Linked DNA regions of Mus musculus: region 2 is linked to region 1. Evidence: chromatin contacts called from ENCODE POLR2A ChIA-PET data. All regions are on one chromosome and are shown on one strand. The core of a region is the stretch at or near the end of the contact, and the rest is flanking DNA. Distances in the headings are between cores, read along the strand shown.

Region 1 (4,641 bases), core at 199-2,698:
GAGGAGCTGACAAGGGTGACCCCAGGACAGGCCCACTTCAGTTACGTCCCAAGAAGGTGTCTCCCATGCCATGTATCACAGAGCTCAAAGGGAAGCACAGAATAGGGGCTCCAGCCTCACCTCCTACCAATATGGCCTCTAAGAGGCTACATACAGATTGCTAGGTTTAGCTCTCTTCCCCCGCCAACATGACTGTAGTTTGTACACAGAACCACAACTTGGTACAAATAAAAGCCTGTCAGATGCTTCACACATGCAGTTGGAGACCCAGAGTTGCTCAGGATGCCAGAGGTTCTGACCACATTGGAGTATATTCTCGCTCCCCAGCAGGGTATTGCAGGGGCCCTCAGATTCCCACCAGAAATAATTCTGGCCCTAGTCATTACCCAGGGCCTAATGACTACGGGATGGACGTAGCAGTGTGGTCCTTTCCCAACAGCCCCTGCAACAGGGAAAGCCTTGGCTCCTCCCCTTCCTCCCAGTTTAGCCTACACTCACCTCCAACACCAGGAGTAGCTGGGATCCCGTGGAACATCCTGCAGGCCCAGGCAGCTATACAGCACAAGAGACCTGGAAAGCAGAGCCAACACTAACTCAAGGGTCCCCTTACACCTTAAGAACTGGGCTCTGGAGATCAGAGCGTTGTGAACAGCTTTCCTGCTCTCTACAGGAACGGCACAGGATGCTAAAGGACTGTCATGGGGGAATGTCATGTCAGGCTTTGAGGATGAACATCGAGTGCCATGGGAGTCCTGCCTGTTAGCTGGGTTAGGGTAGGGAAGAGTAGCTGTTAGAACTGGGGCAGCATCTTGGGCACAGGGGAAGGGCATTGTTGCAACATCTTTCAGTGGAAATGAACTGAGACTAGGTGTCCGGGGCTTTCTGTGTGTGAGGGAAAGTGTGGAGGTAGGTTTTACCCTAATCTGTGGGAGATACTGGAGAAATGAATAAGGGCAAGCTTATTGGTTGATGCGGCAAAGTGGCGGAGGCAAGGCCCAGGATAGGTCCTGTCTAATAAGGAAGCCAGCCCAGACACGCCTCAGGATTTGAAATGGGGTGAAAACAAATGTTCAAGGAAGATGGTCAAACTGAGATGGAGTGGCTTGAGGAGCAGCGAGAGCTACCGAGGTCGCAGGAGCTAGGAATAGCCGGCGGAGTCGCAGAAGAAAGGTGGGTACCCTCACAGACAGGGGAACCTGAACTGTGGACCAGCAATGCCACTTGACAGCGCCCATCACCTACTGAGACACTGGCCGCGCGGCAAGGGCCGCTGAGCCCCAGAGGAGACGGGACCGGGACACCTAGACCAAAGGGTTCCTATGAAGAGGGGACCCGGCCACCGCCGCTGTGTACCTGGGGCGTTTGGAGTCCCGGAGATGGCGACAGAAGCTCGGTGCTCGCTTTTTCCGCCTGCGCCTGCCGGGAAACCCGATCGGCAGCTCGGCACTCATCCTCTAACCTTGAGCCTACGCACATAGCAAGCCAAATCCATTGATCGGCACTCGGCTTTTTTTGCCTGAGCTTGCGCTCTGGAGTAGCTCCGCCTGTCAAGGCTTTTACAGCTCACATCGCCCACCCTTTTCGCAGAGAGCTGACACAAATGAGATAGCAGCATAGTTTATTAAGGTTTTTCTTTTTCTTCTGGAGGAAACGGCAGGACTAGGATCAGAGGCATTTAAAGAAGAGCTTGGAACTTTGGTCCATTGTGCACGCACCCTCTGGCAGTCTCTGACACACCGAGTCTCGGTCTTTGGTGCTCAGGTCTTTGGTGCACAGTTGCAACTCCTGCAACTGCACGAAGATCTTGTCCCAGAGGTCAGAGTTCAGCGGCCCTTGAATAGAGCAGCCTGTGGGGGTGAGGAGGAGGTAGGTTTAACTTACACACCCACAGGAGGCATAGTGCTTATGTTGTACCTCGGAGCCTACATTTTGGCTTGTCCCATCATAAAAAGGACTCAATATATCTGTATACTGTGGGCCCTCGGATCTCTGGAGGCTAGTGAATGCCAGGCCTTGATCAAGTCAGAGATCCCAGTAGGCTCAAGGTTGTCAGGGAACTGGATGAAGCGCACAGCTGCCAGAAATACCATTGTGTTGGGAAGAGGGGGTGAGATACAGGAAAAACCCAGGGACTCCCCTGTGCTCAGTTTTTATCCTCCAGGGGGAAAGGCTGCCACCCTCAAATCTCAGCTGGGCAAGGCAGTGGCAGGCCAGGCCATCAGGCACACTTATAAGGTGGAGAGTGCGTTGGTGTAACGGGACAAGCTAGCTTATTAGTAGATAAGGCAAGGAAGGAGGGAGGGGGGCAGGTTGAGAGAGCAAGCACCCCTTAAGCGGAACTTGGATCACTGACTGGTGGACAGGAATGAGGAAATAAGGTTTTCTGCAAGTAACAATGATTTGCTACCCTCCTGACCCAGAAAACCCCGCAAAAACAAAAGGTCCAAATCATGCCTGCCCTGGTGGCATCCGCCTTTAATCTCAGTCCTCTCCAGGTAGAGAGGAAACTTTACAGAGCTCCAGAACAGCCAGGACTACACAGAGACACCCTGTCTCAAAAAACAACAAACAATTTGCCACTCCAAAAGGAGGTTCAAATCTTCATGATCATTTTAAGAATACCCGAGGAGCTGCCTAGGCTGTGAGGGGGTGTGCATGTGTATCTGAAAAATGTCACTTTAAAGAAGCAATGTGCATTGTTTCAGAGGTCTGTCTATAAAGGTGGAGTTGGAAAATGTTTGCCAGGCCAGTCAGTCAGTGGCCCCCAAAGAAGTTTTGATATATGTTCTCTTACAAAGTTTGGATATATGTTCTCTCTGGTCACTGTTGAGTTTTTATGGTGAACTAACCCATGGGTTCCCCCTGTAAGTAAGTAAGATGATTCTCACTGAGAAGGAATAAACTGTTCCTAGCCAAAAGAGAAGGCTGCACAGAAGAAAGGATATCCCACAACCAAAAGCTAAAGGAACAGCTGGGCAGTGGTGCACACCCTTAGCCCCAGCACTCAGGAGGTAGAGGCGGGCAGATCTCTGTGAGTTCAAGGACATTTTGATCTACACAATGAGTTCCAGGACAGCCAGGCATATACAGAAAAACCCTGCTTGAAAACAAAACAAGCTGGGCAGTGGTGGCACACGCCTTTAGTCCCAGCATTTGGGAGGCAGAGGCAGGCAGATTTCTGAGTCTAAGGCCAGCCTGGTCTACAAAGTGAGTTCCAGGACAGCCAGGGCTATACAGAGAAACCCTGTCTTGAAAAACAAAAAACCCAACCAAAATAACAAAACAAAACAAACAAAAACAAATTATTTTGGGACTGGAGAGATGGCTCAGTGGTTAAGAGCACTGACTACTCTTCCAGAGGTCCTGAGTTCAATTCCCAGCAACCACATGGTGGCTCACAATTATCTGTAATGAAATCTGATGCCTTCACACTTGTCTGGTGTGTCTGAGGACAGCTACAGTGTACTCATTTGGCGGTGCACACCTTTAATCCCAGCACCCTGGAGGCAGTGAGTCTCGAGTTTGATGCCATCTTGGTTCCAGGACAGCTAGGGCTACATAGAGAAACCCTGTCTCGAAAATATAAATAAATAAATAAATAAATAAATAAATAAATTCAAATTGCTTTGTGTGTACTGGTGTTTCATTTCATTTGCATGTCTATCTGTGTACTGTGTGAAGCCAGGCTGCCTGCAGATCTGCCTTCAGATCCCTTGGAACTGAAGTTCCAAAGGTTGTGAGCTGCTATGTTTGATGCTGAGATTTGAAATGAGGGTCTCTGGAAGAGCACCCCTAAGTGTTGACCATTCCTCCAGCCCCTCCTTTGGTTTATTATTATTATTATCACTATTATTATTATTACTAGTACTATTATTTTCTTTACTATGCAGCTTAGGCCATGCTTGAGGTAATCTGCCTTAGTGCTTCCTGCCGTACTCTGAGCCACCAGTCAGTCTTGCTCCTTGCCCTGGTTACACCACAAACTGCCTTTCATCACAACAGCCTTGTGGAATCTCGCCGATGGCAGTGACTGCCCCTTCTGCTGGCAGGACCCTGGAAAGTAAGCCCTGTGTTAGGTGAGACACAGGAGCCATTCTTGTTCCTAGCCCTTACCTGATAGGCCAAGGAAGCTGAGGCCTTGGGACCGCTCTTGGAGGGCAGACAAGAGCTCCTCTAGACTGGCACAGCTGACCTCGGGGTTGGCAGACAGGTCCAGAGAGGTGAGTGAGGGGCAGCAAGGGAGACATCTACAATGACAGGGGACATGAAAGCATGAGCTGGCCAGGAAAGCCCTTGCTTTAGTACTAGGGAAGTCTGTCCCTTGGCTCTGGGAGCCAAGGATCTCTGCAGTGCCAGCCAGAGGCAGTGCCATGGCCAACTCTAGGGGCAGGATCGGGGGCAGGAGGGAATGTTTTACCAAGGAAAAATAAAGGACAGGCCAGAGTGAGAAGTTCTCATACCACAAGGGCATGGCAAGAAACTCAAGGAGGGTAAGCATGCCTGCCAGAGCCATCCCTGGAGACAGTGGACGTCAGAAAGAGGTGACACCACCTGACTCATTCATCTTCATGTCAGACTCCCTCCTCACAGGAGAGCCAGTGGCTCAGGGATGGTGTGTTACCTGCTCAGTTCTCTCACGGC
Region 2 (4,347 bases), core at 1,039-3,538, 110 kb before region 1:
CAAGAGGAAGGGTGAGAGTTGAGCTGGGCTGCCAAGAGCAACAGCAGCAGGGGGAGGGGGAGCTGGCAAGGGAAGAGCTGCAATAGGCTGAGCTACAGGCCAACTCCAAGAGGGCAGGCAGAGCCTGGCCCACCAATGTGGAGGGATGGAATCTAGCTCCTCACCTAGGAGGCTTCCGGCCCTGTGACATCCCCAACATGGATTGAGGCCCACTGCCCACTGGGGGATGACAAACTCCCCATCCCCATAATGCAACATCCATCTATGGAGGAGAAGGGGCCACAGCACAGACCCTTTCCACACACATAGACATCTTTCCTAGCTTGCACAAGCCTCCCACCGGAGTACACTGAGTTCAATGGTCATCAGGAGGTGTGACTGTTCTCTCTTGCCTATCCCTGCATAGTAACTTGGCCTACAACTGAGACCTCAAAGATAAAAAGATACTTTCCCCACTGCTCCAGAGGTCATACTAGCCAAACTCCTGACTCCTAAAGGAAAGGACAATGAGGGCATTCAGAATAGGGGATTGTTAGGATCACAGGACCTTAGGACATAGGACCCTTAACATCTTTTCTGATGCAGCGGGCACCTTTAATCCCACCACTTGGGAGACAGACACAGGTGGAGCTGTTTGAGGCTAGCCTGATCTACAGAACTAGTTCCAGGACAACCAGGGCTACACAGAGAAACCCTGTTTGTGTGTTTGTTTGAGAGAGAGCGCACACACACAACATCTTTTCAGGTGGAAAATGGGAGGCCAGCCTCTCTCAAGACCAGCTTTGATTTACAGAAAATCATGATCCCTCTAAGGAGGGCCAACCTCCTCCCCCACTCTTGCCTCCAAGGCCTCCTTACCTGACCTTTGTTCATAATATGCCATACCTGCCTCACACTGAAGTTATCTTATCTCCTGGGTGAACTGTGAACACCCTAGGGCAGCTGGGGCGTGGGGGGCACCGTGCCCACTAGAAAAAGATTGTTGATACAAAGAGAACCAGACTTTGCCACCCTAGATAGCCACTTCCTCCAAGCCCCTCAGGTACTTCCTAACCCAGAGCTACTAAAGGGTCCCATGATGATCACCAAAAAGAGTCTCAGGGCCGGCTTTGTAGGAGACAGTCTCCATTTCTTCAGCTAAGCAGGGCCTCTCCCATAGGTGTGTTCATACCAAACCTCTCTCCGGTACTCCAACCACGGGATGAAAGTCTCACTTAGTAGTCAGCTCTGCCCCTATAGCCCGAAGTCATTCTGGTAACATAAGCTGGGCTTCCTTCAGGCCCTCCTACTTGCTGGAAGAGGGGTGAATAAGCCATGCAGCCTGTTAGTACTAGAAAGCTTCCTGTACTGTCCTCTGCCCCGAGCAAACGCCCATACCCATCGCCTCAAACAGGCGTGTGTCCTCTGGAGCCTCTAGCAGCCTTCTCTACCCACAGGACACCCCTCGTAGTTTTTGCAAAGGTAACTCTTCATCATAACCCTCCCTGGAAAACATCAGCCTCCTTCCACTGAAGAAAGCCCATTCATCTCCACCCCCCACCCCCCCGGGGCTCACATTTCCTGCTACCCACTCCTCAGAAAGGACCTCAAGGGACTCTGCCTCAAGGTGTGCTTACTTTCCTAAGCAATATGGAAAGGGGGCTGCTGCCCACTCCTCTACCCAGACTCCCTGGTCGGCTACACGACCACACCTGGGTGACCTTGGCAAGTGACCCTCTCCCCAAAGCCCGTGTCCCAGTACAGCCCCAGGGGAGCCCCGGCCGCGTAACTCGCAAAGCTGTGGCCAACTTTTAAGAACTAGGAGCGTCACTGGAGAGGTCAGATGTAAGGGGATCAGGCACTCCGCTACCTCAGATCCCAGTAGCCGTCGCCCACGCTGGTCCGCCCGTCTTTGTCCCGGGTATGGGCTGGAGCCGGAGCCGGAGCCGGCGCGTCACCCCCGGCGCCCAAGTCGGGGCTCACAGCCGCGTCTCGCACCTCGTCCTCTTCTACCTTGGGCCCACTACCACCCTGGACGGAAACCCGCGAGCCGGTCCTCCGACGCCGAGAGCTTCCCGCGCCTCCGCGGTCGCCCATGGCTTCGGCCCGCACCTCGTCGCGGCCCAGTCGTGCTCCGCCGGCTCTCAGCGCTTGGAGCCCGCGGCCCCGCCTCTGGACCCTGAGCAACGGCCTCCGCCGCCGCCCCCTGCCGGCCTCCGTAGCCGGCGCAGCGCACGACTACCTCTGCGACGCTGAGGCTGCGATGCTGCGGAGCAGCTGACTGGCTGTGGCGTCAACTGGAGAGTCCATTTGTAGTCCGAGGCCGAGCGGAGGCGGAGCCTAATCGAAGACGCGGAGCACGCTGGGAGTCGCGGGAGCAGAGCGCGGAGCCTCCTGGGAGTTGAAGGCACCGGGAGCTGGTGACGTATAGCACTCTGGGAATTGCAGTCACAGGCTGGCAGAAGCAACTAGTGTGCAGCTTGGCTGTGAACTTCGGTGGAAGAGGTCCGAGGTGCTGTCTCACTGCGAGGAGCAAGCGGGAGGAGAACTGCCCCGGCTCCTGGCTCCCTGGCAGCTACGCACTTCCTCTGACCTCTTGCTTGCCTCTTGTCCCACTTATGTAAAAACATCCTTTCGTCATCCCCAGCAGCGGTTTGAGTGTAGGTCATTTATGAAACTGCGCTGACGTCTTGCGGTTCCAAATCCATTTTTGAGCGCACAACCGACAGACTTATCTGCTCTGGCAGCATCGTTCTCCGAAAGATCCCTAGCTGCTAGGCAGGAACCAGTTTAAATGTACCTTGGAGCACATAGCCTGTCAAAGGATCAAACTGGAGAAATACCCAGCTTCGCATTACAGCAAATGTGTGCAACTGCCCAGTTAGTTAAAAGAAGCAACTCACCAGTCACCATGGCCTCTTCCTCTACCGCCCCACAGTGCTGTCGAGGGCCCGACAAGCAACGTGCCTGATTTAGACACCGCCGTGCATACATTCTAGACCTGAGGAAGCACCTAATTTCCTTCAGAAACACTATAAAGGACCAAGGAGAATAGTGGCTTTCTCTTCTGGGGAATAGCAGGCCTAAGAAGCACCTCTATAGGACAAGGTTGGTAGCCTCTCCTACAGGATGCTACTAGTCTTCCTATTAAGCTCCCTCCACTTCTGTAGTATCCACTGACTCCTTCCCTCAGGTCACACTTTCTTCACGACACATCTCATGATGAGCAATCTGGGCTGCCCTGCCGGTGGTGTCTTTGTACATATGCAGAGAAAAGCGAACCCAGGCTTGGACTTTTGTGGATCAGAGCCAACCTGGTCAGTGTCTCCGAGCATTCCTTTGTTGCTGGCCCAGTCTTTCATCTGGTCCTTGGCAAGGCAAGGGCTAGGTCTTTGTGAATAGTGACCCCAAAAGGAGGCAGAGTGAAAGAAAAAGTCTCTTTGGGAGCCTGAAGTGAAGGTAAGTCGTGTGAGCTCTGCCATGCCTTTCCCGCTCCTTCCTCTGTTAAGTGAATACGAGGCTTCCACATTCTCCTGGGCTAGCACGTTGGCTACACCAGCTTCCAGTTTGAAACCAAAAACTAAAAGTGGAAGGTTGAGGCCTAGGCTGCCACTAAAGCCAGAGATGAATCCACACCATCCAAGAGAATGAAAGTCCTCCTTGGAGACAGCTATTCATTGACATTCAGCCTTACAGCTGTCAGCCTCCAAGAGGCCATGGGAGTGAAGAGACCAGAGGATGACCAGAGCCATCAGGAAGGATGGTTCTATGGAGACCTGTGCCAAAGAGATGGCACCGATGTCAGAGTTCCAGGGCCTGATTCAAGGAGGAAAGGCTGGAATGGATGATTGCGATATGCAGACAGCTTCACTGTTGAAATTTAACGTGAGTGGTGGCACACGCCTTTAATCCCAGCACTCAGGAGGCAGAGGCAGGCAAATTTCTGAGTTCGAGGTCAACCTGGTCTATAGAGTTCCAGGACAGCCAGGGCTACACAGAGAAACCCTGTCTTGAAAAAAAAAAAAGTGTGCAGACAGGGCTGGTGAGATGGCTCGGCAGTTATGAGCCCTGGCTGCTCTTCTGAGAGGTCCTGAGTTCAATTCCCAGCAACCGCATGGTGGCTCACAACCATCTATAAGGGTAACTGATGTCCTCTTCTGGCATGTGGGTGTATATGCAGCAGAGCACTCATACAATAAATAATGTTTTTTAAAAATTTAATTTTAAAAAAAAGTCACAAACAGCTTCAGGCTGAACCCAGCACCCTAGGATTACAAGCAGGCCAAGGAAAACCTGCTTCGGAGAGTTTGCAGTGGTGGAGAAGAGGGCTCATCAAAACCCTCCAGGAAGCTGTTTCCATTCCTTTTG

The links. ChIA-PET counts read pairs that join two places held with the same protein, here RNA polymerase II (POLR2A).
Region 2: POLR2A ChIA-PET joins it to region 1 with 18 read pairs in embryonic stem cell. The contact joins the promoter of Dgat1 here to the promoter of Vps28 in region 1. POLR2A ChIA-PET finds 5 or more read pairs at or near these places in 4 of 5 experiments (Patski and embryonic stem cell).

The regions. Positions count from the first base shown.
Region 1 is chr15:76,624,636-76,629,276 of GRCm38, forward strand. It overlaps Vps28 (vacuolar protein sorting 28), which reads right to left and starts at 1,449. Exons shown (of 10, transcript NM_025842.4): 1 at 1,354-1,449; 2 at 499-570. The coding sequence starts at 535. It overlaps Tonsl (tonsoku-like, DNA repair protein), which reads right to left. Exons shown (of 26, transcript NM_183091.3): 24 at 4,622-4,641; 25 at 4,114-4,247; 26 at 1,602-1,847. The coding sequence ends at 1,666.
Region 2 is chr15:76,509,706-76,514,052 of GRCm38, forward strand. It overlaps Dgat1 (diacylglycerol O-acyltransferase 1), which reads right to left and starts at 2,289. Exons shown (of 17, transcript NM_010046.3): 1 at 1,850-2,289. The coding sequence starts at 2,076.